4 separate regions of the Homo sapiens genome follow, and all the other regions are linked to region 3. Evidence: chromatin loops called from intact Hi-C (ENCODE). Cell type or tissue: A673. All regions are shown on one strand. Region 1 overlaps SHANK1 (SH3 and multiple ankyrin repeat domains 1). Region 2 overlaps LRRC4B (leucine rich repeat containing 4B). Region 3 has its middle 5.6 kb from the start of PPIAP59. Region 4 holds the start of ACP4 (acid phosphatase 4).

Evidence for each region. Hi-C counts contacts between places; a loop is a spot of excess contacts. Peaks named below come from ENCODE experiments on the same cell type or tissue, not always from the same donor. Only the 100,000 strongest peaks of a DNase experiment are listed, where the experiment ranks them.
Region 1: a loop joins it to region 3, with 17 times the contacts of the local background. A loop is called at or near these places in 16 of 110 quality-filtered maps.
Region 2: a loop joins it to region 3, with 5 times the contacts of the local background. A loop is called at or near these places in 21 of 110 quality-filtered maps.
Region 4: it touches region 3 in a loop (5-fold over the local background); 22 of 110 quality-filtered maps call a loop at or near these places.

Annotation. Positions count from the first base shown.
Region 1 is chr19:50,701,613-50,709,612 of GRCh38, reverse strand. SHANK1 (SH3 and multiple ankyrin repeat domains 1) reads left to right here. Exons shown (of 24, transcript NM_016148.5): 9 at 5,099-5,176; 10 at 5,427-5,493; 11 at 5,783-6,113; 12 at 6,953-7,146. Among named protein-coding and RNA genes, the nearest start is that of SHANK1, 14 kb to the left of the region's middle. In A673, CTCF peaks have their summits at 3,806, 4,009 (motif pointing left) and 5,243 (motif pointing left); DNase peaks (open chromatin) are centred at 4,002 and 5,232; H3K27ac peaks cover 322 bases.
Region 2 is chr19:50,533,582-50,541,581 of GRCh38, reverse strand. All of the region lies in intron 2 of LRRC4B (leucine rich repeat containing 4B), which reads left to right. It overlaps LOC124904747 (a long non-coding RNA gene), which reads right to left. Exons shown (of 3, transcript XR_007067300.1): 3 at 6,751-7,521. Among named protein-coding and RNA genes, the nearest start is that of ASPDH, 24 kb to the right of the region's middle. RefSeq lists an enhancer at 6,841-6,930. In A673, a CTCF peak has its summit at 3,710 (motif pointing left); a DNase peak (open chromatin) is centred at 3,691.
Region 3 is chr19:50,917,991-50,925,990 of GRCh38, reverse strand. No RefSeq gene overlaps it. Among named protein-coding and RNA genes, the nearest start is that of PPIAP59, 5.6 kb to the left of the region's middle. In A673, CTCF peaks have their summits at 3,345 and 3,547 (motif pointing right); DNase peaks (open chromatin) are centred at 3,560 and 4,310; H3K27ac peaks cover 418 bases; H3K27me3 peaks cover 1,472 bases.
Region 4 is chr19:50,790,377-50,798,376 of GRCh38, reverse strand. ACP4 (acid phosphatase 4) reads right to left here and starts at 7,962. Exons shown (of 11, transcript NM_033068.3): 1 at 7,852-7,962; 2 at 7,679-7,783; 3 at 7,517-7,603; 4 at 6,575-6,721; 5 at 6,206-6,304; 6 at 6,040-6,135; 7 at 4,561-4,693; 8 at 4,407-4,489; 9 at 3,796-3,920; 10 at 3,413-3,591; 11 at 3,158-3,334. The coding sequence starts at 7,962. The coding sequence ends at 3,219. It overlaps LOC105372439 (a long non-coding RNA gene), which reads left to right and starts at 5,079. Exons shown (of 4, transcript XR_936026.3): 1 at 5,079-5,412; 2 at 5,873-5,972. It also overlaps the pseudogene C19orf48P. RefSeq lists enhancers at 1,273-1,392, 3,813-3,942, 4,033-4,092 and silencers at 2,973-3,032, 3,283-3,342. In A673, a CTCF peak has its summit at 3,325; DNase peaks (open chromatin) are centred at 3,426, 4,086 and 5,688; H3K27ac peaks cover 916 bases.

The sequences.
Region 1 (8,000 bases), 220 kb after region 3:
ATGCCACTGCACTCCAGCCTGGGTGACAGAGTGAGACCCTGCCTTAAAAAAAAAAATTAGAATTAGACAGCAGGCAGAGTTTTCTTAGTGGGACAGTTGCACAAGTCATTTTCCCCTCCTTGATCTCCTTTCTCAGCTGTGAAATGGGTCAATAATTAATATCTACCATGCAGGCCGGGCGCAGTGGCTCACGCCTGTAATTCCAGCACTTTGGGAGGCCGAGGCGGGCGGATCACTAGGTCAGGAGATTGAGACCATCCTGGCTAACACGCTGAAATCCCGTCTCTACTAAAAATGCAAAAAAAAGTTAGCCAGGCGTGGTGGCGGGCGCCTGTAGTCCCAGCTACTCGGGAGGCTGAGACAGGAGAATGGCGTGAACCCGGGAGGCGGAGTTTGCAGTGAGCCAAGATCATGCCACTGCACTCCAGCCTGGGTGATAGAGCGAGACTCCGTCTCAAAAAAATAAATAAATAAATATCTACCATGCAAAAGGATCAAGTGGGTTAATAGGTTTGCTTGCCTTTGCCATGGGCTTAACAAACCGATGCATAACACATACGAACTTGATTCCTCCATTTCCCCCCTTGTCTTCCTCCCAGGCTTTAAGCTTTCCAAGAGCCAGGGCTGAGTCTGACAGTTTTTCCTCAGCCTCTGCCGCCTTGGCCTCCTGATATGCCCGTCTAGCATTTGGTGGTGAATGTCAGATCCGTGTCTAGGCTGTGAGCACCTCAAGGGTGGGGGTTGAGTCTGATTACTTGCTCTGTTCCAGGACCCCAGCAAACAGCAGGCCTAGTTCCATCTTTGTTGAGTGAGTGAATGAATGAATGAAAATGAGTGAATGAATGATGGGGTCAGCCCTCTTGGATTTCCACCAAGACTGTGCACAGTGCCTGGCTCAGAGCATTCAACAGGTGTTTGCTTGTTTCAACAGACTGAATGACTCAACCAATGAATGAATGACTCGAACAAATGAATTTTGACTGACTCAACCCCACATCCTCCATCCTCATCCTTTCCATGCACGTTCCTTGAGCACCTACTATGTGCACAGCACCAGGCCTTGGGGATGTGAGATGAATCAGACACAGCATCTGGCCTGGGGAGGGCGAGGGCGGGGTTGGGGGGGGTGGGAGTTCACAGTCTGGTGAGGAGGCAGACGTGTAAGCAAATCATGGCTACGACATGAGATAAGTGCTAGGATGCCGTTAAATGCGAGTTTCTCTTGGTGCCCAGGGGAGGGAGCCATCAACTCTGACTTGCACACCTTCTCAGCTTTGTAAGAGTAGGATGAGGAGCAGGTGACCTTAGGGGCTGTGCTCTGGCCCTGTGCCCCCAGTGTGGGTGTTGGGGCTGTGAAAACATGCAAAAAGCCAGGCGCGGTGCCTCACACCTGTAATCCCAGCACTTTGGGAGGCTGAAGCAGGCGGATCACGAGGTCAGGAGTTCAAGACAAGTCTGGCCAAGATGGTGAAACCCTGTCTCTACTAAAAAGACAAAAATTAGCCAGGCATGGTGGCGGGCACCTGTAATCCCAGCTACTTGGGAGGCTGAGGCAGAGAATTGCCTGAACTCAGGAAGCAGAGGTTGTAGTGAGCTGAGATCGCGCCATTGCACTCCAGCCTGGGTAACAGAGTGAGACTCCATCTCAAAAGAAAAGAAAAGAAAAGAAAAGAAAAGAAAAGAAAAGAAAAGAAAAGAAAAGAAAAGAAAAGAAAAGAAAAGAAAAGAAAAGAAAAACACGCAAAAGTACACATGGCAGGAGTTAACAGTCTAGTTGGCCAGCAGCACGGGCATACACAGACTCACATGCACACACACACTCCCAAACACACCCAGAACACACACTGGGCTAACTCTGCTGCCCGATGTGTGACTTTGGCAGTCAGAGTCGTCCATTCATAGGAGATAGGTGAACCATAGGATCAGAAGGCCAGGTGCACAGGAGGATTGCTTGAGCCCAAAAGGTGGAGGCTGCAGTGAGCCGAGATCACGCCACTGCACTCCAGCCTGGCAACAGAGCGAGACTCTGTCTCAAAAAAAAAAAAAAAGGAAGAAGAAGGCCAGGTTGTTGGAATCCTAACTGCTCCACTAACTGGTTGTGTGGCCCTGGGCGTAGCATCTGCCCTCTCTGAACCTGTCCTGTAACATAGGCCCATACAAACCCCTTGGTGGATTTGTCATGTGGAAGGGGTAAGATCAAGGAGGTGCTTGGGAAATGGTGGTTAAATTAGCATCAGAGGGCGCTGGGGTAGAGTTGAGCTGGAGGCCAAGTTGGGTTTGGCCAGGCCAAGATAAAAGGGAGAGGACACTCCTTCTACCGAATAGTCCCTGTGGGTCCAGCATTAATCCAGGTGGTGGGTGCCACAGGCAAAATCATGCCCCTGTACAACTTATGGTGTAGAGGAGAAGAGACACTACTGAGACAAATAACAGGAAATGGAATTTCAGTGAGACGGGGTTACGAAGAAAATGAGTTAACATTGGCTTAGAGTGCCTGGCACATACATCAGTGTGGTACTAAAAAATAAAGCAAAGGGTTGAGCACGGTGGCTCATGCCTGTTATCCCAGCACTTTGGGAAGCCAAGGCAGGCGGATCACCTGAGGTTGGGAGTTCGAGACCAGCCTGGACAACATGGGGAAACCCTGTCTCTACTAAAAATACAAAAATTAGCCAGACATGGTGGTGGGTGCCTGTAATCTCAGCTACTTGGGAGGCTGAGGCAGGAGAATCGCTTGAACCTGGGAGGCAGAGGTTGCAGTGAGCCGAGATCGTGTCACTGCACTCCAGCCTGGGTGACAAGAGCGAAACTCCATCTCAAAAAAATTTTAAAAATAAATAAATAAATAAAAATAAAGCAAGGAAGAGGACAAGGGTTTTTTTTTTAGACAGGATGGCCAGAGAAGACCTCTCTGAAGAGGCGGCATTTGTGCAAAAGCCTGAACGAAGTGAGGAAGCAAGCTATGCTGAGATCTAGCGGGAAAGGATTCCAAGCAGAGGGAGCAGCCGTGCAAAGGTCCTGGGGCATTAGTGTGCTGTCAGAGGAAGGAGGTGGCCAGTGTGGCTGCAGCCTGGGAGCAAGGGCAGGTGGTAGAAGATGAAGTTGGTGAGGGTCAGGGTGGGGAGTGGCAGGGCAGGCAGCTCAGGTTAGCTCAGCTAACCCTAACCCTCCTAGGCCGTGGCATGGACTTTGTGCTTAGCCCAAAAAGTGATGATGGGTGCCATGTGATTGACACCGGTGAGAAATTGATCTGAATGTAGAAGGCATCCCTGTCCCCACTGGCCCAGTCCTGCCCCCACCCTTTCCTCCACAATGTGTGTCCCCTTCCTTCTGGGCCTGGCAGAAAGTGTGATTAAGATAGAAGACTTTGGAGTCAGAGAGATCTGGGTTCGAATCCAAGGCTGATAATCACCAGCTGTGTGACCTTGAGCCCCCCCAACCCCCCCTTTTTTTTGAGACAGGGTCTCACTTTGTCACCCAGACTGGAGTGCAGTGGCATGAACAAGGATCTTTGCAGCCTCGACCTCTTGGGCTCAAGTGATCCTCTCACCTCAGCCCCACAAGTAGTTGGGACTACAGGCGTGTGCCACCAAGCCAGGCTAATTTTTTAAAATTTTCTGTACAGACGGGGTTTCGCCATGTTGCCCAGGCTGGTCTCAAACTCCTGGGCTCAAGCGATCCTCCCTCCTCGGCTTCCCAAAGTGCTGGGATTACAGGAGTGAGCCACCACCCCTGGCCCACCTTGGGCTCTTTTGAAAGCCTTAGTTTCCTCCTCTGTAAAATAGAGACAATTTCCATGTCCTGGAATTGTTGGGCAATTCAATGAGCTTCTGCCTCTAAAGTGCCAAGCGCCTGGCACGTAACATGGTAAGCCTCCGTAAGGTCTAGACCTGTGGTTCTCAACCTGGGAGCTTCTGTCTCCCAGGGGACACTTGGCAATGTCTAGAGACATTTTTGGTTGTCATGACTGGGGAGGGGAGTGCTACTGGCATCTAGTGGTAGAGACCGGGGATGCTACTCAACATCCCACAGGGCTCAGAACACCCTCCACAAACCAATGAATCACCAAAGGATTATCCGGCCCCAACATCCAGTGGAACATAGCATGAGCACATACCCTAAATGCCCTCAAATATCCTAGTGGCCATGTTAAAGAGAAGGGGAAAATAATTAGGTGACATTTATTTTAACAACATATTTTACTTATAACAGTGTATCTAAAACATTATCATTTCAACATAGAATCAATACAGAAATTATTATTTTTTTTTGAGACAGAGTCTCACTCTGTCACCCAGGCTGGAGTGCAGTGGCAGGATCTCGGCTCACTGCAACCTCCACCTCCTGGGTTCAAGTGATTCTCCCACCTCAGCCTCCTGAGTAGCTGGGATTACACACGCCCACCACCACGCCTGGCTAATTTTTGTATTTTCTGATAGAGACGGGGTTTCACCATGTTGGCCAGGCTGGGCTCAAATACCTGGCCTCAAGTGATCCACTCACCTCAGCCTTCCAAAGTGCTGGGATTACAGGTGTGTGTCACCACACCTGACATTTTTTTTTTCTGGGGGGGAGACAGGTCCCTGCTCTGTCACTCAGGCTTGATCTCAGCTCACTGCAGCCTCCAACTCCTGAGCTCAAGCGATCCTCCCACCTCAGCCTCCCAAGTATTCGGGACTCCAGGCACCCACCACCTGCCTGGCTAATTTCTGTTTATTTTTTTGTAGAGACGGGGGGCGTCTCACTATGTCACCCAGGCTGGTCTGGAACTCCTGCCTTGGCCTCCCACAGTCTTAGGATTACAGGCTTGAGCCACCACGCCTGGCTATAGACATTTAAATTCTTTCTTGTTTTCATATGGCATATCCTTGAAATCCAGTGTGTAGTTCGCATGCATGGTGCATCTCCGTTTGGGCCGGCCACGTTTAAACTAAAGTGCTCCTGGTCCGTACCTGGCAGGTGGCTGCTGTCCTCAGTGGTGCGGGTTTAGGGTGGAGTATTTATTCCTGAGGCTCTTAGCACAGAACCTGCATCCACTCATGGTGATCTTAATTTTTTCTCTCTCTCTTTGTCCTGTGCCACTGGCCATTACCCGCAGGAGACCTGTGCCAGGATCCTCCTGTATCGAGGTGCCGACAAGGATGTGAAGAACAACAACGGACAGACCCCCTTCCAGGTCTGGGGCTGCAGGGGATGTGCTGGAGTTTCCAGGGCTAAGGAAAGGGTGACAGTGACACCCAGTGGATAAGGAAGGGGACAATGAGGAAAGCAAGGAGACAGGCCGTGGAGGGGGAGCTGGAAGAAGACAGAGGGCGGCATTGTCGGAGTGGAAGGTTTGGGTCGGGCCAGGGACCTCGCCACGTTCCCTGCCCTCTCTCTGCTGCCTGGGCCCCCCTGGCCGACCTGCCTCTACCCCCTCCCTCCAGGTGGCAGTGATTGCTGGGAATTTTGAGCTGGGGGAGCTGATCCGAAACCACCGAGAACAGGATGTGGGTGAGTGACAGGGAGCTCGGACTGCACAGAGAACCTGGGGCGGTTGAGGTTTCATGGTGGGATGGGGGAGTTGGGGGACCTGACTTGGGGGCCAGGATAGGATGGAGAAAACCCTAGAGGACCAAAAATGTCTGGATGGTGGTGGGGGAGCAATTCCAGGCCCCCCTCCCTTTCTCATCTCTGTCTTTCTCCCTCATGCCTCTCTCCCACCATCTCTTGCCCCCGCATGGCCCCCTGCTTGCCTTTTCTCCCCTAACATCTGCCCCCCGCCGCCACTGTGCCCTCTCAGTGCCCTTCCAGGAGTCCCCCAAGTACGCGGCCCGGCGACGGGGGCCCCCAGGCACAGGGCTGACGGTGCCCCCGGCGCTGCTGCGGGCCAACAGTGACACCAGCATGGCGCTGCCCGACTGGATGGTGTTCTCCGCCCCGGGGGCCGCGTCCTCTGGGGCCCCTGGCCCTACCTCAGGGTCCCAGGGCCAGTCGCAGCCCTCGGCCCCCACCACCAAGCTCAGCAGCGGGACCCTCCGAAGTGCCAGCAGCCCCCGGGGTGCCAGGGCCCGCTCTCCATCCCGAGGGAGGCACCCTGAGGACGCCAAGAGGCAGCCCCGAGGCCGGCCCAGGTAGGGGAGGCAGCCCTGGCTCCACAGTCCCCAGCCCCGTCAAATCCCCTCTCCAGATCGGCGGCTTCCCCCGAGGCCAGCCCAGCTGCCTTCCTCTGTAGGCCCTCATCCAAGTCCCTAGTGTCACCTTGGGGTAAAGCAAGGCCTTGGGAGCTACTGTCCCGACTCCACCCCCGGTGCACCACATGTTAGCTGGATGTCTGCTCCAGGACAGGGGCCCCAGGCAGAGGGTACCCCAAAGAAACATGGGCCCCAGCCCCTGGGGACAGACAGAATGACAGGGTGAGGTGGAGGGAAGCTGAACAGGAAGAGGATGGGGGGGGTGGCAGGGACTTGAGGGGGACAGAGAGGTCACTCTGGAGGGAGGATGAGGAAGGGGCGGGGGACATTCCGGGGTCAGGAAGCCCACCTGGCTAGAGGAGGGTGAGAAGGAGGCGAAGGCCAGCCAGGCGTGTCCCGAGGAAGTGGGGGAGAGGCTGGCAACGGCGGGCAGAGGAGTTGGACCTGACCCAGGAGGAAGCTGGGAGTCGCGGAAGGCTCGTGAGCGGAGGGATGACACAGTCCCAGCTCAGCCTCAGGAAGCTGAATCAGGCGGTGCGCGCAGGACCGTGGGAGGGGGCAGAGCCGGAAGCCAGGAGGCAGGAGAGGGGGCTGGTTGGGGCAGCTGCGGGCAGGCAGAGGGAGCCCCCAAATGCCCTCTTCCTTGGAGGACGCCAGTGCTGGGAAACCCCCCCTCCCCCCTGATGCACCGTCCTCTTCCCCCACCCAAGGACCCCTGTCCTCCCAGAGGTGTCCCCTCCCTCCACCCTCCCCTCCTCTCATGCCCTCTGTGTACGCAGCTCCAGCGGGACACCCCGGGAAGGGCCAGCCGGGGGCACGGGGGGCTCAGGGGGCCCCGGGGGCTCCCTGGGCAGCCGCGGGAGGCGGAGGAAGCTCTACTCAGCGGTACCCGGACGCTCCTTCATGGCTGTGAAGTCCTACCAGGCCCAAGCCGAGGGGGAGATCTCCCTGAGCAAGGGCGAGAAGATCAAAGGTACCCAGGGTGGAAGCAGGGCCTGGGCTGGGCTGGGCTGTGGGGGCGATCAGGGAAAATGTGGAGCAGAGAGCAGACCATTCTCGGGCACCTGGAGTATCTCATGCACTCTGGAGACCTCAGAGAGCCCCAGGACACCCCTTGAGGCTTGGAGGACCATAGAGTGTAGCTCAGATGACCCTGTCAGGAGGCAGTGAAGTGAGCCGTGTCCCACTGCGGGACACTGATGCCGTGTGCAGGGCATGGCTGGAACTTCTCACCAAATCGTCTCATTAGACTCCTGATGGCCCTTTCTGGGGAGGGAGGTCATGGGCCCCATTGCATGGTTGAAGGAACAGAACCTCACACAGGTGAAGCCACTTGCCCAAGGTCCTCAGTCCAAGCCCACAGTCCTTCCTGCCACCTGGTGCAGAGCGTGAGGCCGAGCAGCCTTAACTTTGCCTCCTGCATCTGTCCAGGGGTCCTCAACTGAGAGACAGGCAGGGACCTACTTCTAGGGCCCCGACGAGCTGGCAGATATAAGATGTTTGGCCGTGGCGAGGGTTCCCAAAATGGTGGTGCTGTTATCAGGGTTCACCTCCCTTTGGTTTTTCCACCTTCATCTGGAAAGTGGAGCCAGTCTCCCCTGCTTATAGGCTTTGCAGGGCTGCTGACGTGTTCTTGGATAGAAGGATGCTTTAGAGACCACCACGTGCCGCAGGTGTGGCCGTTAATACGAGGCATTGGAACAATTCTTTGCCAGACTCTAGGCTGCCCAGGAGCTGAGCGGTATAGAGGTTGAGAGCCTGGCAGCCTGGGTTCAAATCCAGACCCCACCACTTCCTAGCAGGGTGACCTCAGCCAAGTGATTTCTC
Region 2 (8,000 bases), 380 kb after region 3:
GTTGTGTTTAAGGATGGCCCGACTACCAACGTTTAGAAGTAGCCTCAACTCCTGCTGACAAGGGACTGGTTACATCAGCGGTCCCCAACCCTTTTGGCACCAGGGACTGGTTTCATGGAAGATAATTTTTCCATGGACTGGGGTGTCGAGGAGATGGTTTTGGCATTACATTTATGGTGCATTGCTTTTTCTTTTTCTTTTTTTTTTTTTTTTGAGATAGAGTCTTGCTTCACTCTGTCACCAGGCTGGAGTGCAGTGGTGCAATCTTGGCTCACTGCAACCTCCGCCTCCCAGGTTCAAGCGATTCTCCTGCCTCAGCCTCCCGAGTAGCTGGGATTACAGGCACACCCCACTGTGAGCGGCTAATTTTTCTTTTCTTTTCTTTTCTTTTTTTTTTTGAGACAGAGCCTCTCATTTTCGCCCAGGCTGGAGTGCAGTAGCGCCATCTCGGCTCACTGCAAGCTCCGCCTCCCGGGTTCACGCCATTCTCCTGCTTCAGCCTCCCGAGTAGCTGGGACTACAGGCACCCACCAGCACGCCCGGCTACTTTTTTTGTATTTTTAGTAGAGATAGGGTTTCACCATGTTAGCCAGGATGGTCTCGATCTCCTGACCTCATGATCCGCCTGCTTTGGCCTCCCAAAGTGCTGGGATTACAGGCGTGAGCCACCACGCCCGGCCGGTGCACTTTATTTCTATTATTATTATTACATCGTAATGTATAATAAAATAATTATACTACTCACTATAATGTAGAATCAGTGGGAGCCCTGAGCTTGTTTTCCTGCAACTAGATGGTCCCATCTGGGGGTGATGGGAGACAGTGATGGATCATCAGGCATTAGATTCTCATAAGGAGCAAGTAAACGAAATCCCTCGCCTGCACAGTTCACAATAGGGTTCACGTTCCTATGAGAATCTAATGCTGGCCGAGCGTGGTGCCTCACGCCTGTAACCCCAGTGCTTTGGGAGGCTGAGGTGGGTGGATCACCTGAGGTCACGAGTTCGAGACCAGCCTGGCCAACACGGCAAAACCTGTCTCTACTAAAAATACAAAAATAACCCAGGCATGGTGGCAGGTGTCTGTAATCCCAGATACTCAGGAGGCAGGAGAATCACTTGAACCCGAGAGGCGGAGGTTGTAGTGTGCTGAGATCGTGCCACTGCACTCCAGCCTAGGCAACAGAGCAAGACTCTGTCTCAAAAAAAAATTTTTTTGTAATTTAAATAAAAGAGAATGTAATGCCGCCAGTGATCTGATAGGAGGCAGAGCTCAGACAGTAATGCTCGCTCGCCTGCTGCTCACCTCCTTCTGTGCAGCCTGGTTCCTAACAGGCCACCCACCAGTACCGGTCTGTGGCCTAGGGGTTGCGGACCCCTGGGTTCAATGAATCACTGTGCCCATTACAATGGAATATTATGCAGCTATTTAAAACAGAGTTTCAAATAATAGTGGATGACATGGGGAAATGCTCAAAACGTAATACTGAGCTTTCAAAGAATGTGAATAGGATCTCCAATTCACTTTTAAAACTTAAGCAATATATTTTAAAAGACCGAGAAACACCCAGGAAGGTCAACAGGGTCTTTTCTCTTTGCATTAGTATTACAGGGATATTTAATTTCTTCTTTATGTTTTCTTTATTCTCTAGATTTTCTTCAGTGAGAGCATTTAATAACTTTTTTTTTTTTTTTTGAGATGGAGTCTCGCACTGTCCCCCAGGCTGGAGTGCAGTGGCGCGATCTCGGTTCACTGCAACTTCCACCTCTCGGGTTCAAGCAATTCTCCTGCCTCAGCCTCCCGAGTAGCTGGGACTACAGGCACCTGCCACCACGCCCTGCTGATTTTTGTATTTTTGGTAGAGACGGGGTTTCACCATGCTGGCCAGGCTGGTCTCGAACTCCTGACCTTGTGATCCACCTGCCTCGGCCTCCCAAAGTGCTGGGATTACATGTGTGAGCCACCACACCCAGCCAATAACTTTTATAATCAGAACAAATTAAGCTTTAAAAATACTAAGTATAAAATCCTATGCAAGCTGGAAAGAAAAAAAAAAGGCTATACTGGAATTTGCTCACCTTTTCCTAAATGAGGAAAAAGAAACAAAAATTTCAAAGCATTTATCTGGAGCAGGGGGTCAGGGAGCGCTCATCTAACCCCATTTATTCCTGTGAGGGCAGGATGACTTCTCCCATCTTATGGACGTGGAAATGGAGGCACAGGCTCTGAGTGACTTATCCAAGGTCGCCCAGCAAGCTGTAGCCCCCATGGGCTTGCCATGTGCCTCAGAAGGTATATATGTCTGTCCCACCCTGAGAGTCAGTGTGGAGAAGCCAGGCCCAGACAGCCAAAGTGGGGCAGCTACAGGATGGTAATTCTGTTGCAAAAACAAAAAACAAAACCTGGCCGGGCACGGTGGCTCACGCCTGTAATCCCAGCACTTTGGGAAGCCAAGGCAGGTGGATCACAAGGTCAGGAGTTCGAGACCATCCTGGCCAACATGGTGAAACCCTGTCTCTACTAAAAATACAAAAATTAGCCGGGTGTGGTGGCGGGCACCTGGCTACTTGGGAGGCTGAGGCAGGAGAATCGCTTGAACCCAGGATGCAGAGGTGGTAGTGAGCCGAGATCGTGCCACTGCACTCCAGCCTGGCGACAAAGCAAGAATCCGTCTTGAAAAAAAAAAGGCGGCGTGCGGTGGCTCGCACCTGTAATCCCAGCACGGTGGCTCACACCTGTAATCCCAGCACTTTGGGAGGCCAAGGCAGGTGGATCGCTTGAGCTCAGGAGTTTGAAACCAGCCTGGGCAACATAGCAAGACCCCATCTCTACTAAAAATACAAAAATTAGCCAGGTGTGGTGGCACGCACCTGTAGTCCCAGATCCCTGGGAGGCTGAGGTGGGAAGATTGCATGAGGCCAGGAGGCAGAGGCTGCAGTGAGCTGTGATTTTGCCACTGGACTCCAGCCTAGGTGGCAGAGCAAGACTCTGTCTCAAAAAAAAAAAAAAAAAAAAAAAAAAACAAGACAAAACCCAAACTAACCAAATAAAAACCCCGGCCATAGTGCATTATCAAGGCAAATACCAAGAATAGCTTTTAAATTACCCACTAGTTCGCATTTTCCAGGCGGCTGATCCCTCCAGGGGCATGAAACATGGAGCTTTTGATTGGACAGACTTTTCCCAGTTAGAGCCCTTTAAGGAAGAAAACGGTGGGAGGGCCGGGCGCGGTGGCTCGCGCCTGTAATCCCACCACTTCGGGAGGCCGAGGCGGTTGGATCACCTGAGGTCAGGAATTGGAAACTAGCCTGGCCAACATGGCGAAACCCCGTCTCTACCAAAAATACAAAAATTATCTGGGAGTGGTAGTGCGTGCCTGTAGTACTAGCTACTCAGGAGGCTGAGGCAGGAGAATCACTTGAACCCGGAGGCAGAGGTAGGTTGCAGTGAGCTGAGATTGTGCCACTGCACTCCAGCCTGGGCAACAGAGAGAGACTCCATCTCAAAAAAGGCAAAAAAGAAAGAAAGAAAGAAAATGGCGGAAGGGAGGATCTGTAGAGGGGAATCTAGGAGCTGACCTCTCTTGAGGTCAACTGGGACATTCCCCAGCCGCGGGCCTGCGACCAGCAGCCAGGAGGTCCTCTGGATAGGAGGGAGCAGTGCGCCCTCTGCCGTCCGTTCCCGGGCTGCTGAGACTTCGTGTCTAACTGCGGCCTCCCTGGCTCTCATTCCAGCTGAGTTATCCTCTTCATTCCCTCAGCAGCGCCATCTCGGGGCCCACATAATCCTTGTCACCACTCCGAGCCTCAGTTTCTACCCTTTTCAAATAGGATTTCCCATACTTTGTCAGTTTCTTCTTAACTTTTTCTCATGATGACTCACAGCACACTTACAGAAAAGAACAGTCGGCCGGGCGCGGTGGCTCACACCTGTTAAAGTTAAATTGACAAAGGCGTAGAATTGCTTGGCGTCCTGCAAAGCCACATGGCCCCTGAGCCTCGGGACAGGCTGCTGGGTGGGAGTATCAGTCCCACATCTCTGTTGAGCAGCCTGCGAGTCCTGAGAGGCACAAGACCCGCGTTCTCCCCTCCACGAATGACGCTAAGGCGTTGAGTCACCTCTCTGAGCCTGCCTTCTCGTCTAGAAAATAGACCAATTATTTCTACAGCTCAGCGAGGGTGGGCGGGAGAATGTCAGTCGGGCCCCCAGCATTGCTCCAAGCCCTTTACAGGGTCAGTGAATTTCAGCCTCACGACAGCCCCCTGAGTAGGTCCTATTCTTCTCATGTTACAGATGAGGAAACTGAGGCATAGGAGAGTTAAGACACTTGCAAACGGTCCTGGTCCCATGGTTAGTAACGGAGCTGGGACTCGGCCCAGGCAGGCTGGCTGCAGAACTTGGTTTTTTCAACGCGATTCGTAATGCTTCCTAATTCGTAGCTATCCCTGGCGCTGCACCCTGGTGACTCAGTCTCAGAACTGCCACTGAGTCCCAGTCTACATCCCCACAGCCCAGCCTGGCTCTGGCCTTGTCCTTGCTCATCTGGAAGCCCCAGCTTCTTCCTAGCCTCCCAGATGTAGCCTGTACCCACACACCCCTGCCACCACACCCAGCTGGAGTCGCCACACCAACTCCTCCTAGGGGACACCTTTCTGCAAGCCACCCTGTCCCCATCTCAGATCAGGATGAGTATGCCTGGCGCTCCCAGCTACACCAAGCTCAGGGGCACCCTCTACTGGGCACCAGAAGCTACCCCAGCCCCTTCCTTCCCACCCTTCCAGAAACTTGCCCTGCCTTTAAATAGTCACAGACAGATGTGCTTGCCCTGTGCCAGGCGCTCTTCTCCATGGCTTACAGATATCGAGACAGTTTAATCCTCACAAGGATGCCGTGGTCTCGTCACCACCCCGTGGCGAGTCTAGGAGCTGAGCTGAGACCCGTGCATCTTTCTCCCTGCATGGGCTGTCCCTCCTGTGTCTGAACAGCCCCGGCTAATCCATCTGCAGCATTCAGTGCAGCCCTGATTTGTTTATTGAGCACCTAGTGTGTGCCAGGCACCACCCGAGGCCCAGAGAGCAGGACATACAGAGATCCCTGCCCTCTCGACACTGCGTGCAGAAAGAGGTCGTTCAGAAAGTCGGCAAGTCTCATCCGGGCACAGTGGCTCACGCCTGTAATCCTAGCACTTCGGGAGGCTGAGGCGGGTGCTCACTTGAGGTCAGGAGCTTGAGACCAGCCTGACCAACGTAGTGAAACCCCATCTCTACTAAAAATACAAAAATTAGCCAGGTGTGGTGATGTGTTACTGTAATCCCAGATACTCGGGAGGGTGAGGCAGGAGAATCGCTTGAACCTGGGAGGCGAAGGTTGCAGTGAGCTGAGATCATGCTATTGCACTCCAGCCTGGGCGACAGAGCGAGACTCCATCATAAAAAAAAAAAAAAGGAAGGTAAACAAGTCCAGTAGCAGCGTGCACGAGCTGGCGGGGGGCTGCTGAGCTGAACATAGTGAGGGGAGGCCAGGGAAGGCTGCCCAGGAAGCGGTGTAGGCCCATGGCCTGTGCCTCAGCTTAACCCCACTCTCCCACCCCACCCGCAGGTGCCTTAGGCAAAGTCCTGCTGCCTTGCTTGGTCTTGCACATGCCTCTGATATAGATCTCATCCCCTTGTTGTTTACACCCAGGTTCAGATGCCTCTCTGGGCTCCTGGTGGTGGGGAAGGGTGGGAGGCGGGTAGCCATCCAGCCAGACTTTCCACCCAGGCCAGGGCCTGGTCCCAGAAGGGCTCAGGAGGCCACTCCCAGGAGGATGAATGGGAGGAGGGAGACAGGGACGTCTAGGCCTGAGCCGGGTCAGTGTGAGAATCAGGGGCCCACAACGGCCCCTGCAGTGCTGCCAGTCATGGCATCAGGGAAGTCCCTGTTGGAGAGGGAGGCACAAGTTCCTTGTCTCAGGGACAAGCAAGAAATATGAGAAGTCATCATAAAGACAGTTGATGTGACAAATAACGGTTTTTAAAATCTGAATGTAAAAAAATTAACACACACACACAAACAACAGTAAGCTTGCTAAACTTTTGTGATTGACTCATTATATTCAAAACATAAAAACAGGCCGAGTGCAGTGGTTCACGTCTGTAATCCCAGCACTCTGGGAGGCAGAGGCAGGCAGATCACCTGAGGTCAGGAGTTGGAGACCAGCCCGGCCAACTTGGTGAAACCTTGTCTCTACTAAAATACAAAAATTAGCCTGGTGTGGTTGTTTGCACCTGCAATCCCAGCTACTCAGGAGGCTAAGGTGGGAGAATCACTTGAACCCAGGAGGCGGAGGCTGCAGTGAGCTGAAATCATGCCACTGCACTCCAGCCTGAGCAATAGAGCAAGATCCTGTCTTAAAAATAAATAAATAAATAAACAGGCCGGGCGTGGTGGGTCACGCCTGTAATCCCAGCACTTTGGGAGGCCAAGGCGGGCAGATCATGAGGTCAGGAGATCGAGACCATCCTGGCTAACACAGTGAAACCCTGTCTCTACTAAAAATACAAACAATTAGCTGGGTGTGGTGGCAGGCGCCTGTAATCCCAGCTACTCGGGAGGCTGAGGCAGGAGAATCACTTGAACCCGGGAGGCAGAGGTTGCAGTGAGCTGAGATCGCTGCACTCCAGCCTGGTGACAGAGCAAGACTCTGTCTCAAATAAATAAATAAATATAAATAAATACAATTTATAATGTTAAGATGAACAGTTCACTTAATTGTTTTCTTACCACAGTTACATTTTTAATAAGGAATTTCTTCACAATTTATTTTCTTAAAAACCCCAACAGATCTCAGTGGGATTTTTTTCAGCTTTAGTAATATTTACCTACCACAACCAAAGTGGAAAGTCCCCCTACACAGGCCAAGTTGCAGGATAAAAGGAAAGTCCCCATCGGGGTTAGAAGGCAGTCATTGATGGGGGCCACGTCCCTTTGCCGGATTCACATCTGCATCATTGAGATCTGTCCCAGAGCCCAGCATAGGTGGAGGTGGGCTCAGCAGATGGGGGCTGAAGATCCAGGGAACTTGGAAGTGTGGGCAGCTATGTGGCTGTCAGAGGTGGCCCCAGGCCTAGGTCCTCTACTGTAGGACAAAATGTCAACATCTTCGTCAGGCTAAAGATGTTAGGGTGAGGGGGCAGGAGGATTTACCTGCGTCAAGAACCAATCCCCACCTTGCCCATCCTACTCTGTGTCAGGGCCATGAGGGTGATGACACTCACAACTTCAGAGGTGATCTGGTCTAGGGTGTTTCAAATCAGGCCTTGGAGGGGCCCCAGGCCTGCCTCCCCCTGCAACCAGGGCAGCCTCCACGATCTGTGTACACCTTTGCTGGTTAAATGATTGTTGGCATAATTGTTTTGTTTAGTGTCTCTCTTCTTCTCTGAGGCCAGGATCTAGGAAGACAGGGCTTTGTCTGTCTTGTCCACAGCTGGATCCCCAGAGCCCAGTATGACACTTGACACATAGCAGCTCTCAAAAAATAACCTGTCAAATGAGCGAAACAATACATGGTAATGTAAGAATGAATGGGCCCCACAGCTCAAAAAGCATTGTGAAGCCCACAGACAGCCCAACTGTTTCAGTTTAGGGTGGGTAGGTGTGGTGGAGACTCCCATGTCTGTGCTCAGGAGAAGGAGACGTTGAGTCTTGGTTCTGCAACTTTGGAGCCTGTGAGACTGGGGACAAGTGACTTTACTTCTCTGAACCTTCATTTTCTCAGCTATGAACCACCAGATATGAAGGGAGCAGGGGTATGTGCTTGATAACCCCCATGTGACAGAATTTCCACAAAGATTAAATGAGATCATACCTCAGAGCATTTAGCACAGCTCTGGCAATAATCGGCAGTTAACAAATTATGATTCCCCCCCTTTTACCTTATTGGGAAGCTGACCAGGATGTCTCTTTGTTTTAGAGTCAGAGATGAGATCAGCTTTGCATTATTTGGGAGGAGAAGAGAAGAA
Region 3 (8,000 bases):
TGAAGGGAGTCATCACTAGTTCTCACACTTAGTCACTGTTGTATAACTTACGCAACTGACTCAATGATGTTTCACAAAGTTTGTGACCAACTCAAAGGTGGTCTTTTGTTTTGTTTTGTTTTGCTTTTGTAGATAAAGTTTTATTGGAACACAGCCATGCTTATTCATGTATGTATTGAGTATGAGTTGTTCGATGAAGCAGAGTTGACTGGTTGATAACAGAAACCATATAGTCCACAGAACTTAAAATATCTTTAAAATTGCAATTTAAAAATATTTCCCTTATTTTATTTTATTTTTTATTTTATTTTATTTTATTTTTTGAGATGGAGCCTTGCTCTGTTGCCCAGGCTGGAGTACAGTGGCATGATCTCGGCTCACTGCAAACTCCACCTCCCGGGTTCAAGCGATTCTCCTGCCTCAGCCTCCTGAGTAGCTGGGATGACAGGTGTGCGCCACCACGCCCGGCTAATTTTTGTATTTTTAGTAGAGACGGGGTTTCACCATGTTGGCCAGGCTGGTCTCGAACTCCTGACCTCAGATGATCTGCCCACCTCGGCCTCCCAAAGTGCTGGGATTACAGGCATGAGCCACCACGCCCAGCCTGAAAATTTCTTTATGGTGATGAAGTAGTTCTGTATCCCAACTGTGGTGATGGTTACCTTTATCTATAGAGCTATAAGAACTAGATACATGAAAAGAGAGACAGAGAGAAACAGAGACAAACAGATGGTGGGGATGGGGTGGAGAGAGAGACAGAGAGAGAGATGTAAAAAATGATGAAATCCAAATAAGGTCTCTATGTGAGTTAACAGCATGGTATCAACGATGTTTTCCTAGTTTTGACAGTGTACTATCCTTATAAAAAATGTTACCATTGGGAGAATCTGGATGAAGGGTACATGGGCATTATTGCACTAGTTTGCAATTTTTGTGAGTTTTGAACTGTTTCAAAATAAAATGTCATAATAAAAATGTGTCTGGCATATCGGAAGTGCTCAGTAAAAAATATTGTCGTCCTCCTAGATCTCTCTGATTGCATTTTCCCTTCGACTTTATTTGCTGTATTGCCAGTGTCTATTTTCTGGCCAGCTCTAATCATTGCAGAATGAGCAATGAGATCCCTTTAGGAAAAAAAAAAAAGTTCCTCCCACTGAGTTCTCGCAGGCTGAAAGACTCTCTAGCAGAAAGCTTGACAGCCATATGTGTAATTATGAATCATCTGTAATTTTCACACCAGCTATTGTTTTATAACTTGTGTAATTATCCAAACAGTGTTTCACAAACCTTGACACTAACCAGGCATTACAGGTCTTCAATTCTGATAACAAGAAAGAGAATTCACCAAGTGGTCTAAGCTCCGGGAGACACGTTTCTTGGTGCGAAACCCAGCCTGGTGGCTAAAGGCAAGAGAAAAAAAAATAAAAACACATCTTTGTATGCATCTGTCCCTGTGCCACAAAATCCTGGAAGATGATCCAAAAAAACATATTCTAGTTTTTGTGTTTTGAAGAGGGATGAAGACAGGACAGGTTGGGGAACAAAGTTAGGTGGAGGTTTATCACTCTGTATTTTTTATAAACATATTTTTTTACCATGTAAAAATATTTTCTTCTTTTTTTTTTTTTTTCTGAGATGGAGTCTCACTTTGTCACCCAGGCTGGAGTCCAGTGGCGCGATCTCAGCTCACTGCAACCTCCGCCTCGTAGGTTCAAGCGATTCTCCTGCCTCAGCCTCCCAAGTAGCTGGGATTACAGGCACGCATCACTATGTCTAGCTAACTTTTGCATTTTTAGTAGAGACAGGGTTTCGCCATGTTGGCCAGGCTGGTTTTGAACTCCTGGCCTCAAGTGATCCACCCACCTTGGCCTCCCAAAATGCTGGGATTACAGGCATGAGCCATAGTGCCTGGCCGAAAATATTTTCTATTCAAAAAATTAAATAGAAATGATGTTACACACACACACTTGTGCCAGAGTCCCTGTGTCCAAACCTGGCTGCTCCTTACTGTGTGACCTTGGAAAATGACTTAAAAAATTTTTTTAATAGAGAAAGGGTCTCACTATATTGCCCAGGCTGGCCTCGAACTCCTGGACTAAAGCAATCCTCCCTCCTCGCCTCCCAGGATTAAAGGTGGGATTAAAGGTGTGAACCATGGCACCTTGACTTAGAAAATAACTTTAATCTCCCTTTGCCTCAGTTTCTTCCTATTTATAGTGGCGATAGAAACAGTAGCAACTTCCTAGGGTGGCTGGGAATATAAACAAGTTCATTCCTGCAAATCCCTTAAGACTATGGTACAGCACACACACTTAGCATGTGTTACCAATTAGCGGCAGTGTTCTCCCACTTCAGTAAGTGTGGAACCAAACAAAGATTTGCTTTCTTCTCACCTTTCCCCAATCTAACAAATCTAGCCAGTGAGAATTTTGCGGAGAAAAGCTGATTTCCTTTTCAAATGGGGAAAGAAATCAATTCAGAAATTGATTGTTTGCAGACAACAGAGTGGCAGGTGAGAGCGCTGGGGATCTGCACTTTTTTTTTTTTTTTTTTTTTTTGAGATGGAGTTTTACTCTTGTTGCCCAGGCTGGAGTGCAGTGGCACCATCTCAGCTCACCGCAACCTCTGCCTCCCGGGTTCAAGCAATTCTCCTGCCTCAGCCTCCGGAGTAGCTGGGATTACAGGCATGCAGCACGACGCCTGGATAATTTTGTATTTTTAGTAGAGACAGGGTTTCTCCATGTTGGTCAGGCTGGTCTCAAACTCCCAACCTCAGGTGATCCGCCCACCTCTGCCTCCCAAAGTGCTGGGATTACAGGTATGAGCCACCATGCCCGGCCCTGCACCATTTTTTTTTTAAGACAGGCTTATGATTTTATCCTATAATATTAAGTACAACAACTCAAGTTAAAGAATCTGCTGGGTGCAGTGACTCACCTGTAATCCCAGCACTTGGGAGGCCGAGGTGGGAGGACGGTTTGAGGCCTGGAGTTGAAGACCAGCCTGGGCAACGTAGTGAGACCCTGTCTCTATTTTTAAAAAATGACTATAGCCACTCAATTATGTGAGAAGTTAATTATTATTATTATCTGCATGGTTGTTATTTGACTATATGGGTGCACAGCGGAGCGGGAGATGGCGAAGGGCAACCAAGGTCACCATGTGACTTCATTGTATTCATAGCAATAATTGGAGATACCATTTGCCGGGCTCTTGTGTGTCCAACGTGTTGTGTGGACGTCCCCATTGAAACTTCACATAAACCCATGCGATGTCGCTATCCTCAGCTGAGGAAAGCCGACCATGAGGCCAGACACTCAGCCCTCGCCTGATGTCACGCTTGAACCCCTCCCTTTACATCTGAGAGACCCAAAGTCAGGACCATGACTTGGTGTCCCCAGGTGGAAAGCTCTGGTGGCGGCCAGCCCTGCTTCCTGCCACCTCTGCTCCCGTTTCTGGATCCTGAGCCGGATGCTGCGGCCCAGGGTGACTGGCGCAAGAGAACCCTGGGCCCACAACCTTTAGTCCTCCCCGAGTATGTCTCTCCGGCTCCACTAGGTGGCAGTATTGCACAGTTGTAGGCGCACTTGCTCCGAGCTTGGGGAGTGCCCAGCCCAGCGCTCTCACCTGCCCGCTGTTTTCTGCAAACAACCCGGGAGCTTCTCTGTGACTCTTTGTTTAAATCTATAAAGTGAGGGTGATAATAGTTCCCACCTCATGGAGATTAAATGAGTTCACATTTACAAAGAGCCTAGAATAATGCCTGGCACAAGATAAAGTACGTTACAAGAGTAGCTATGATGATGATGTTCATGGTCAGGGTGATGGATGACTCCTTTTGTGGTGTTGTTTCGTTATTTGTGACTTTCTTTCCCTCTGATCTCTTTATATCCATGTCTCTGTGTGTCCATGCTTTTTTCTCCACCGAGGTCACAAACTCAGCCACCTCCTGGGGCCAGGCAGGAAGTATAAATGAGGGAAGCTGACTGTGTGTGGGCCAAGGAAAACCACAGGGTGCCCCCGGGGTGGCCACTCAGCACCTGCTGATGCTGGATTATGGCCACGTGGGAATGCAGGCGTGATATTGACTGATACCGTGGCCTTTTCAAGAGAAACTTGCAATCTCTTGACCTTTTAATGCTCGTGATCCATTCAAACAAACAAACAAGCAAACAAAAAAGTCCAGACTCTACGAGACAGGCCAGATGTGTCTGCAGCCTGCATGTTGTTCAAGAGCCCTCTGTGGGTGGCCCGGGTAGAGATCCTAAGAAATTGCAATGAATTTCACTCCATAACCAGAGGAGCCAGGAAGCAGTTCATGAAAGTTTCCTTTTATGAAACAGAAACGATAAGGCTTTCTCCTCTCCTTTCAGAAAAAAACCATGGCTTTCCCCTTTAAGAAGGAAATCTGCTTTTAATCAGCAATTTGGCAGCTGAATTTGTCAAGCTAGGAGAATGAAATCCAGACTCAGTTTTGAAATGAGTTCGTGAAAGAAAAATAAATCTTGGGGCCCCCAAAATTACTAAGCTAAAGGGAAAAGTCCAGCTGGGCACTGCTTAGAGCCCACCAGACTCCCATTCTATTCAAACCCACCCTCTACTCACTGAGATAAATGCATATCTGGCCGGGGTGCGGTGGCTCACGCCTGTAATCCCAGCACTTCGGGAGGCTGAGGCGGGCAGATCACAAGATCAGGAGATTGAGACCATCCTGGCTGACATGGTGAAACCCTGTCTCTATTAAAAATACAAAAAAATTAGCTAGGCTTAGTGGCGGGCACCTGTAGTCCCAGCTACTCGGGAGGCTGAGGCAGGAGAATCACTTGAACCTGGGAGGTGGAGGTTGCAGTGAGCCAAGATCACGCCACTGCAATCCAGGCTGGGCAACAGAGCAAGACTCCATCTCAAATAATAATAATAATAATAATAATAATAATAATAATAAATAAATAAATGCACAGCTGATTGCCTTCTTTGGAGAGGCTAATCAGAAACTCAGAAGAATGCAACCGTTTGTCTCTTATCTACCTTTGACCCGGAAGCCCCCTCCCCGCTCGAGTTGTCCCACCTTTCCAGACCAAACCAATGTTCATTTTATATATGTTGATTGATGTCTCATGCCTTCCTAAAATGTACGAAACCAAACTGTGCTCTGCTGACCTTGGGCACACATCGTCAGGACCTCCTGAGGCTGTGTCACGGGCACACGTCATCAACCTTGGCAAAATAAACTTTCTGAAAAATCTGAGACCTGTCTCAGATTTTCAGGATTCACAACTTGTACGGACTGTATTCTCTCGCTCCTTGAGTTCATGGTGAGCTCAAGGTGGAGACAATAAGAATCTTCCAAAGTGTTGCTGAGATGTTTAATCTATTTGGAACTACAAACGAATCCCCTATGCTTGGGTTTGCATCATGTTTTGTTAAATATCATTTCAGATATTTGCAGAATAATATTAACAATGACAATGAAAGCTAACGCTTATGAAGCACTTCCTTTGCGCCTGGCAGAGTTCTAACTGCCTTGTATGTACTAATTCATTTAATCCTTCTAACATTCTATGAGACAACTACTGTAACTATCCCCATTTCACGGATAAGGAATCGAGGCACAGAGAAAGTACGATTTGCCTAAGGTTGCCCGGCTAGTGAATGGCAGAGCAGAGATTTGAACTATGACAAGTGTGTATTCCAGAGTCCGTCTCTTAATCAGTGTAAAACGCAATGCCAATTTCAAAACGGTTTCTGTTACTGTAAATCACTTGTTCATAAGAGCATGAATTTTTCTGTCCTTGGAACATTTGTCCTCAGTGAATGGTTTTGTTTTGCTTTGTTTTGTTTTGTTGAGACAGTCTCGCTCTGTCGCCCAGGCTGGAGTGCAGTGGCACGATCTCGGCTCACTGCAAGCTCTGCCTCCCGGGTTTACGCCATTCTCCTGCCTCAGCCTCCTGAGTAGCTGGGACTACAGGTGCCCACCACCAAGCCTGGCTAATTTTTTGTATTTTTGATAGAGACGGGGTTTCACTGTGTCAGCCAGGCTGGTCTCGATCTCCTGACCTCATGATCTGCCCACTTTGGCCTCCCAAAGTGCTGGGATTACAGGCGTGAGCCACCGCACCAGGCCAGTCCTCAGTGAATGTTTACTGATCAACTACTATGTGCCAGGCATCGTCCCTGGCATTGGGGATACAATGGTGACCCTGACAGGGTCATGTTTTGTTCCTCATGGAGCTTATGGTCTAGCAGAGGCAGGCACAATAAACGAGCAAATCACTGAATATGCCGCGATTTTTGAGTACACAGAATAATACCCCCTCTCCAAAGATGTCCATGTCCCAATCCCCAGACCCCGTGCATATGTGACCTCACGTGGCAGAACAGACTTTGCAGATGGATTAAGTGGATGATCTGGAGATGAGGAGATTATCCTGGATTACCCGAGGGGGCTCCAGGTGATCACAAAGATCACCTTGATCACCCATAAGAGGGAGACAGAAGAGTCAGTCAGAGAAGGAGGGTGAGTACATGAAGCGGAGGTCAGGATGATGCAGGCGACTGTTGGCTTTGAAGATGGAGGATGCGGCCACCAGCCAAGGTAGGCAGGTGACATCTTAAAGCTGGAAACAAGGGTGAAACAGAGCCTCCTCTGAAGCCTCCAGAAGGAATCAGTTCTACTGACACTTTGACTTTAGCCCACTTTAGACACTTTGGACTTATGACCTCTGGAATTGTAAGAGAATGCATCTCTTTTGTTTTAAGCCACTAAGCGTGTGGTAGTTACTCCGGCAGCAATGGGAAATGAAATGAATACAGACTTACATACTTGATAACAATAAAATCAGGGTAAAGAGATGGAGCCATTCTAGACAGGTGGTCAGGAGGGAACATTTAAGAAGAAACCTGGACCAGGTGCAGTGCCTGACGCCTGTAATCCCAACATTTTGGGAGGCTGAGGCAGGCACATCACTTGAGCCCAGGAGTTCAAGACCAACCTAAGCAACTAGTGAGACCCTGTTTCTGCAAAAATAAATAAATAAATAAATTTAAAAAGGAAAAAGAAACAGGTAAAATTAATCTTAGTAACATATTAAACTTGATATATCCAAACTTGTCATTTCCACATGTAACCAATGTAAAAAAAAATCAGTAAGAGAATTTACATTCTTTATTCCACACCAGTTCTTCGAAATCCAGTGTATATACTTACACTCCCAGCACATTGCAATTTGGATGCTAAGTTTTTTCAGAAATATTTGATCTGCATTCAGAGCCCAGAAAGTTTAGAGTTGAAAAAGATGATTCACGCACCCACGTTGTTCCAAACATACTTAATTAAAACTCTCCCAATAACTGAATCAGGTGTGGGTGTTTACATTTAAATTAATTAAAACTAAATAAGGCCAGGCACGAGGGTTCACACCTGTAATCCCAGCACTTTGGGAGGCCAAGGTGGGCAGATCACTTGAGGTCAGGAGTTCGAGACCAGCCTGGCCAACATGGCGAAACCCCGTCTCTACTAAAAGTACAAAAAAATTAGCCAGGTGTGGTTGCGTGTGCCTGTATTTCCAGCTACTCGGGAGGCTGAGGCAGGAGAATCACTTGAATCCAGGAGGTGGAGGTTGCAGTGAGTCGAGATTATACCACCGCACTCCAACCTGGGCGACAGGGCAAGACTCCATCTAAAAAAAAAAAAAAAAAACCTAAATAAAATTTAAAAGCTAGTCCCTTGACCACACCTGCCCACTATGGCCTGCACAATTAGATCTTAATTGATTTCAGTCTGCTCCAGGCCCACTGCCCCTGTCCCCATCTGCCTGGCAAGAAATGTCACAGCTACTTTGGGGTCCCATCCATCCTCCTTCTTCTGTAGAGTGATGTCTGATGACTCAGCTTGGTTGCTGCTAGAAAAATGGGGGATGCCCAGGCCCTTGGTTAATGAGGCCACCATCATAACTTCTGCTCCTTTGGTTTTTGTGGGGTTTTGGGGTGATATTTTTTTT
Region 4 (8,000 bases), 130 kb after region 3:
CCCGCCAGGCCACCAGGCTCATGCTGGGACCCAACCCAGTGCACAAGGACTTGGCTGCTGAGCCACACACCCAGGAGAAGGTGGATAAGTGGGCTACCAAGGGCTTCCTGCAGGCTAGGGGAGGAGCCACCCCCGCTTCCCTATTGTGACCAGGCCTATGGGGAGGAGCTGTCCATACGCCACCGTGAGACCTGGGCCTGGCTCTCAAGGACAGACACCGCCTGGCCTGGTGCTCCAGGGGTGAAGCAGGCCAGAATCCTGGGGGAGCTGCTCCTGGTTTGAGCTGCATTCAGGAAGTGCGGGACATGGTAGGGGAGGCAAAAAGCCTTGGGCACTACCCTCCCTGTGGAGCTGTTCGGTGTCCGTCGAGCTAGCCACACCCTGACACCATGTTCAAGGGTACCGGAAGAGAAGGGTGTCTGCCCCCAACCTCCCCTGTGGGTGTCACTGGCCAGATGTCATGAGGGAAGCAGGCCTTGTGAGTGGACACTGACCATGAGTCCCTGGGGGGAGTGATCCCCCAGGCATCGTGTGCCATGTTGCACTTCTGCCCAGGCAGCAGGGTGGGTGGGTACCATGGGTGCCCACCCCTCCACCACATGGGGCCCCAAAGCACTGCAGGCCAAGCAGGGCAACCCCACACCCTTGACATAAAAGCATCTTGAAGCTTTTACTCCGTTTTTATAAGGATTGGTTTGTTTTGTGTTTTTGAGACTGTTTTGCTCTTGATGCCCAGGCTGGAGTGCAATGGCGCAATCTCAGCTCACTGTAACCGCCACCTCCTGGGTCCAGGTGATTCTCCTGCCTCAGCCTCCGGAGTAGCTGGGATTACAGGCACCTGCCACCACGCCTGGCTAGTTTTGTATTTTCAGTAGAGATGAGGTTTCACCATTGTTGGCCATGGTGGTCTCAAACTTATGACCTCAGGTGATCCGCCCACCTCGGCCTCCCAAAGTGCTGGGATTACAGGTGTGAGCCACCATGCCTGGCCTGTCACGGGTTTTCTCTTAAGGTCTCTGTTGCTATGCCTTCTCTGAAAGCGTGCATTGGCTGTGTGCTGTGGGCAGCCAGTCCCTTCTGATGGGTCTGCTTTTGCTGTGTGTGGCTTCTGTGTTGGTCTGGGTTTAGGGTGTGCTGGGGCCGGAATCTCAGGTGACAGCTCTGTGAGGACTCACTGAGCCCTAGCAGTTCTGACCTCACAGCTGAGGCCTTGGGCACAGGGGCCCCTGTTAAACAGCGGACAGAACACTCCAAACTCTGGTGCTTCATCCTCTGTGGGTTCAGCTGCTGAGCTGCGTCCAGGGGGAGCCACCCAGGCCTCTGCCCACTAGCAGGCCCCCAGCTCTGAACAGGTCCTTCCAGCAGGCTGCTGGGAAAGGGTGGGCTCTTGCCACCAGGTGGGAGTTGGTCACAGCCACAGGTAACCCCACCTGGCACTTGGGGTCTCCATGAACCTGCAAGGAAGCCAGGCTCCCTCCCAGGGCCAGAAAGTGTGAGGGGTGTTCATTCCTCAGCCTTCCCAGGGTCGTGGCTCCTGGCATCCATCTGGGGTGGCCCATGACCACCCAGCTCCTCTAGGGAATGCCGGGTAGGGCAGTGAGGCAGGTCTGGGGACTCCCCAGGGATGAGTCTGCATGAGAGGCTGCCCTCAGCACCCTGGGAAGAAATGGGCTAGGGCAGTATGCAGGTGGCCCTTGTGTGGAGGAAGGGTTGTCCCAGCTTCCACTCCCTGGCGTTTCTGGATCCTGTGCCTTTTTTAGGTCCTGGGTCACTGGGAATGGCTTTGAACCTTTCTCCGACTGCCCCATCTAATGGGGGCCAAGTGGCTGTTATTAAGCATCCACTGTACCAGGGCTCCCTACGGGTTCCCTGGTTAGACAGTGCCACACAGCCATGGGTGTGGGGCAAGGCCTGGGAGGGGCGGGCGCTCTGCTCTAGGCCACACTATGGGAGCCTCCCCTTGGGGGGCCAGGGGCTCAAAGGGCACCCGTGCAGGTGCTCCACAGCGCCTGCTGCTGCATGAGTGTGGGAGGAGTAGCTCTCATCAGCATCTGAGAAATGATTGCAGTGGTGGATGTGTGGCCCATGTGATGGTTGGGAGCTGAACACTCCATTTTATTTAACCTAAATTTAAATAGCCATACATGGTCATGGCTACTGTATTGGCCAGCGCCTCCACATTACTTGTAGCAGTTACAGTGCACAGCCGAGAGTGTCATCGGTTTTCCCTGCTCTCTACCTGTCCCTAGGAAGTTAATTTTTGGAGTTGTGGAGTCCACTGGGTTAGAGTCGTGGTTCTGCCAAGTGAGACACATCAGGGCCTATCACTTGCCCAGAGGCGCACAGCCTCGGAAACCAGGCTTTGAATCGTGCACCTTTCTCAGGTCTGCTGCCAGATCCCTCTGACTCTACCCAAGTTCATGGTTGCATTGAGAGCTATGGAGGTCACCAAATAACCAGACTTGAGGGTCCAACTCCTGTGAGCCTGGTCTCCACAGAGCACATGGTCCACATTGAGGCTCACTGAGTAAGGCCTTGTCACAAGCTGCAAGTGGAGGTACGTACAGGGTCCACCATGTCCTCAGCCAGCCTACCTGCTTCCAGTGCTCATATGGAAAGGTGCATAAACATACCACCTGGGTGTGGTGGCTCACACCTGTAATCCCAGTGCTTTGGGAGGCCATGGCAGGAGGATTGCTTGAGGCCAGGAATTTGAGACCAACCTGGCCAACATACCAAGAAAACAAAATTAACCAGGCATTGTGCACGCCTGTAGAAGCTGAAACAGGAGGGTCACTTGAGACAGGAGTTCAAAGCTGCAGTGAGCTATGCTCATGCCAGTACTCCAGCCTGGGCCACAAAGACCTTGTCTCTACAAGAAAAGTGCCATGCAGGCATGCCTGCTTGTTCAGACATGGGTACATTTGTGCTTGAATGTGTGTCACAGACATGTTTTTTACCAGCATGTACGTACAGACCACCTGTGCACGCGTCTAAGTGCAGAAACTGTTCACACATGTGACACGTATGCATGCACACTCATGCCACCGTCACACAGACACATGCACACACAAACTAGTTTCCAGGCCGGAGACTCCACACAGCCCTCGCTCCCCATGCACACAGGCGCACAGTAAGTCACAGAAGCCAGAGCAGCTACTGAGCATACATGTTGGGGTCCAGTGTCAGCTGGGGGTAGGGAAGCCCTGGTTTCTGGCTCACACGGGGCCCCCCAAGGCCCGCAGGCACCCTGGTCTCCAGGCCAGCAGGCCCAGCCCCAAGCTGAGTGCCACCAGCACAGCTACAGCTCCGGCCAGCAGGGGCACCACTGGAGCTGCAGGGAGAACACGCGGGGGGTGAGTGCCAGGACTTGGCAACCCTCCACTCCCACCCCAACACAGAGGACTGTCACCTGGGGGGATGGCAGCCTCATAGGGGCCATGGCAGGAGACCCCATGGGCGGGAGGCCGGGCCGGGGCAGTCAGCTGGTAGAAGCGGCCTAGTGGACAGGGGGCCGGGCACCCGGGGAGGCTGAGAGGCAGGGGCAGGTGGGCGGAGTCATTGCGGTAGAAGAGGGAGACGGTGACATTCCTGGAGAGAGAGGACATGGTGGCACCTCCTCCCTCCTGTCATTGATCTTAAAGCCTGGAGAAAAGGGCTTCTGACTCCCACCTGTCATCCTCCCAGCATCATCCCATGCAGCTCCCCACCTGGCCATGCCCTCTGCCTGACACATCACCCCTTGCTTTGAGAGTTCTGTCCCACCCATGTCCCTGGGCACCAAACCATTCTCACCCTCCATCTTTGGCGGGATTCCCCAGGTGCTTCCGGAACTCAAAGCCGAGGCAGGCAGCATATGGCGGGGTGTGTCCATCATAGAGGCCCAGGGCCCCCTGGAGGGCCAGCAGGGTGCTGTCATGCTGCAGGTGGACCCGAGGGCTGAGACGGCACTTCTCTCTGGAGGCCTTTCTCCTGAGCACTACACTTGCGCATCCAGATGTCCCCCAGGCTTCTTAGAACCAACCCCCCAAAGCTACTCCTTCCTCCCATCCTGAAGGCAGTACCAACATTTGCAGGCGGCCACTTAATAAAGATTGCTCAAGTAGGTGCAAAATATGATTGGACTAAGCAGCCTTTCTCCTCCGGAAGGACAGACTGCTTAGTCCAATCATAGTTTCTTAAAGAAAACAAGGAATTATATTTATTCATAAATTCTTCCTCCCATAACACCGTCACCTCCCTCTTTCCAGACTAATGGTAGAGCCTGAGAGTAGGGTTTGGAGATACGGGTTACCCCAGGCAGTGGGCTGAGATCCACTGGGACCACAGGCTCTTCCTCACCTAAATCGCTGTCACCCTCATCCCTGTGCCTCAGTGCCATGTGGCACTGCTTCCCAAGGACTCACAGCTGAGTACATGACCATCTTGAGGGGCAGCCCCAGGCGCTGGACCCGGGAGAAGTTTGCAAGGATAGCATTCAGCAGGATCCCTGAGGATGGGAAAAAAGAGCTTAGACTCTCCCAGAGGAAGGCACCCCAGCCTCCCAGACCCACACCTCACCCCCTGTCAGCTGGGCCTTCTCTGCTGCCCGGGGTGGGCCCACGTGGGCTCCAATATCCAAAGCCGAGATCTGGGCAAGAGTCCGCAGGACATCTGGGGAGGCCCAGGCTGGTAGTGGAAGACCGTGGGCTTGCTGTGGGGAGACAGGACAGATGGACCATCCTGAGCCCTCGAGTTTGCCTCTGGCCCCGCAGGCCTGTGCTGCCCCCTGCTCTTCTGAGTCCCCCCATGGGCCGGATCTGGATCTGGCTGGGAAATCATGATGTGGATAACAGTGTTTTTTTGTTGTTGTTTTTTGTTTTGAAACGGAGCCTTGCTCCATCACCTAGGCTGGAGTGCAGTAGCGCAATCTTGGCTGTCTGCAACCCTTGCCTCTCGGGTTCAGGTGATTCTCCTGCCTCAGCCTCCCAAGTAGCTGTGATTACAAGTGTGTGCCACCATTCCTGGCTAATTTTTTTTTTTTATTTTTAGTAGAGACGGGGTTTTACCGTGTTGGTCAGACTGGTCTGAAACTCCTGACCTCAGGTGATCTGCCCACCTCAGCCTCTCAAAGTGGTGGGATTACAGGTGTGAGCCACCACACCCAGCCAACAGCGATTATTAGTTAATAATAGACATCGTCATTACACAGCCCAGAAGGCTTTATCTGAAACCCCTGGGGCCAGAGGTATTTCACAGCTCAGACATTCTGGACTTTAGAAAGGTCTGATGGTGCTGACACCACACAGCATGGAACACACACAGCAAGGGCCGGGGCAGCCCCCTTAGTCACACACATCACTGCTCCCACCCTGCGATTCAGAACATTCCCGTGAGCTGGAGTGAGCAAAGACTAGCAAGAGTACTAGCTGGGTATGGTGGCTCACGCCTGTAATCCCAGCTCTTGGGGAGGCGAAAGGATTGTTTGAGCCCAGGAGTTCCTGGGCAACATAGACCCCATCTCTGCAAAAAATTAATTTTTTTTTAATTAGCCAGGCATGATGGTGTGCCCCTGCCTGCCTCAGCTACTTGGGAGGCTGAGGCAGGAGAATTCCTATAGCCAGGGAGATGGAGGCTGCAGTGAGCTATGATAATGCCATTGCACTCCAGCCTGGGTGACAGAGTGAGATCCTGTCTCCAAAAAAAAAAAAAAAAAAAAAAGCATTGCATCATTTCAGGTCAGCTCCCGCTGCCCAGGTTTTGGGTTTTCTGATTATAGGACTGTGGGGAGGAGTTGCCAAATGTGTAGCCTCAAACCCTGGCAAGGCCCTCACTGTACACCAGGCACTATTGTAAGCACAGTGCGTGGATTAACCCATTTGAATCCTCACAGCGTCCTGGGGAGGTGTTGATACCGGTGTTGCCATCCCCACTGTGCAGATGGGAAAACTGAGGCACAGAGGATTAACTACATGCCTGAGGGAACACAGCTAGTGAGTAGCAAGCTGGGATTGGAAACAGGTGTCCTTAAACCCTTGGCTGGGAAGGGGCAGGGCTCACCTGGCACATGAGGGTGTCCAGAACCTTCCATGCCCTGCGCAGTGGCTCTCCAACCAGCGACAGTCCCGTGAAGTTCTCCAGGCGACTCAGGAAGCCCTGGATGCGCGGGGCTGGGTGAGCCCAGGCCCATCCCCTGCATCCCGCCCCCCACCGCCGCCCTGCTCACCGTCCAGCCCTCCAGGGCCTCCTGGTACTCGGCGGCCTCGGTGGCCTCCCGCAGCAGCTCGTGGTATCGGGGACAGCTGCGCATGGGGAACCTCAGCAGCTGGGGAAAACTGAGTCTCAGAGAGGACAGCCGTGTGCCTTGCCTTGGGTCTCACAGCGGGTCGGGGGAACCCGGGCTCTCGGCCCCTGCGTCTTTGTCGCAGTTTCTCCCAGATCCAGGAGAGCAGCGTGGGCCGGGGCTCACCCTGGTCTGGACAGACCAGCTCGAGGACAGTCTTGCTTCTCGGAGCCAGCTCAGGCGGCCAGACCCAGAGCTGCCTCTCTCTCCACCCGCTCCCTCCCTCGCCACACGTGGGTCCAGCCCCCTGACCTTATCCTCAGCCACGGGCACCGTGTGCACCGGGATCGGCCTCCAGCGGGCCTCGGGGCTCCCTGGAGCAGCCTCGGGAAACAGCCCGGCAAGGTTGGCCTGGGCACTCTCCAGCGTGCGGTCAAAGTCCGTGCTGCGGATGTACACCTGGAGCGGGGTGGAGAGAGGGCACGCGGGGGGTCGTGGTTGGGGACAGAGGTCAGCTGTCGTGGCAAATCAGAAGCCTCAGATTCACTTTGGAGTAGGGGTCAGACACTGAGAATCATGTGGCCTTCGAAGTTGGAAGTTGGGATCAAGGGTCCAGAGGCTAATGTCAGGAGCAGTTGGGCTGGACGTCCTAAGCTGGACAGCCATGTTGGATTTAGGGGGTCAATTGAGTCAATGAGGGTCAAAAAGGAAGATCAGAATCAGTAGAGGCTGGAGGTTAGAGGTCAAGTTTAGGAGGGCAGCTTGGAGGACTTGGAGTCAGAGTTCAATACATGTTCTTCAGAGGTTAGGAGGACTGTCTGTAGCTGGGGGATGTCAGAAGACATAGGAGGAGACAGAAAAGGTAGGTCAGAATTGATAAAGCGTAGAGGTTAAAGGTTAGAGGTCAAGAGGGCAAGTTACGTCAACAAGGGTCAAAGATCGAAATCAAGTTTGGGGTCAAATGTCAGAGGCCAGAGGTCTGACTGGAGTCAATGGGACTTAGAAAACAGAGATGGAGGCCAGAAAATAAAGTCAGAGTTGATGGAGGTCAGAGGTCGAGATGTGACAGGTTGAGATGGGGTCAGAAGTCAGTGTGGGTTAGTCAGTGTATCGGGGGTCAGAGATTAGAGGTAGAGGGCAAGTCAGGTTGATGGAGGTCAAAGGCCAGAGGTGGAGGCCCAAAGAGAGCGTTGTAGTCAGTGGAGGTCACAGGTGGGAGGTCAGGGGGCCAGGTGGGGGTCACTATGGCCCTACCTCCTCCCGCCGGTACTCCGGACTCAGGAAGGCCTCGTAGCGGCTCCTCAGGAAGCGGCCCAGCTCCAGCTGCTGGCGGACCCCCTCCTGGGGACAGAACAGCCTCAGCCTACCACTCCCCACCCCTCCCACCCTTGCCCTCACCGCCTACCCGCTTCTCACCGTGGTCAGCTGGCCCAGGCCTCGTGGCCACAGGGTGGAGGCCACCTCCTTGTGTGGGTCCATGGGGTAGGAGGCCAGCGGGGCCCGGTCGCCATGGCGGAATACCTGGGGACAGGACTGGTCAGGGCTAGCCCTGGGGGAGCTAAGGGCAGGCCGGGGTGGGGGCGCCTCACCAGAGCCACGAACACCAGGGGTCCTTCTGGCAGGGCCCGGGGTGGCAGCACCAGCAGCAGCAGCAGCAGGAGAGGTCCAGCAGGGTGGCCCCAAAACCCCAGGCCGGCCATTTCCACCCAGCCCAGACGCTGAGCTCAGCCCACTGTCT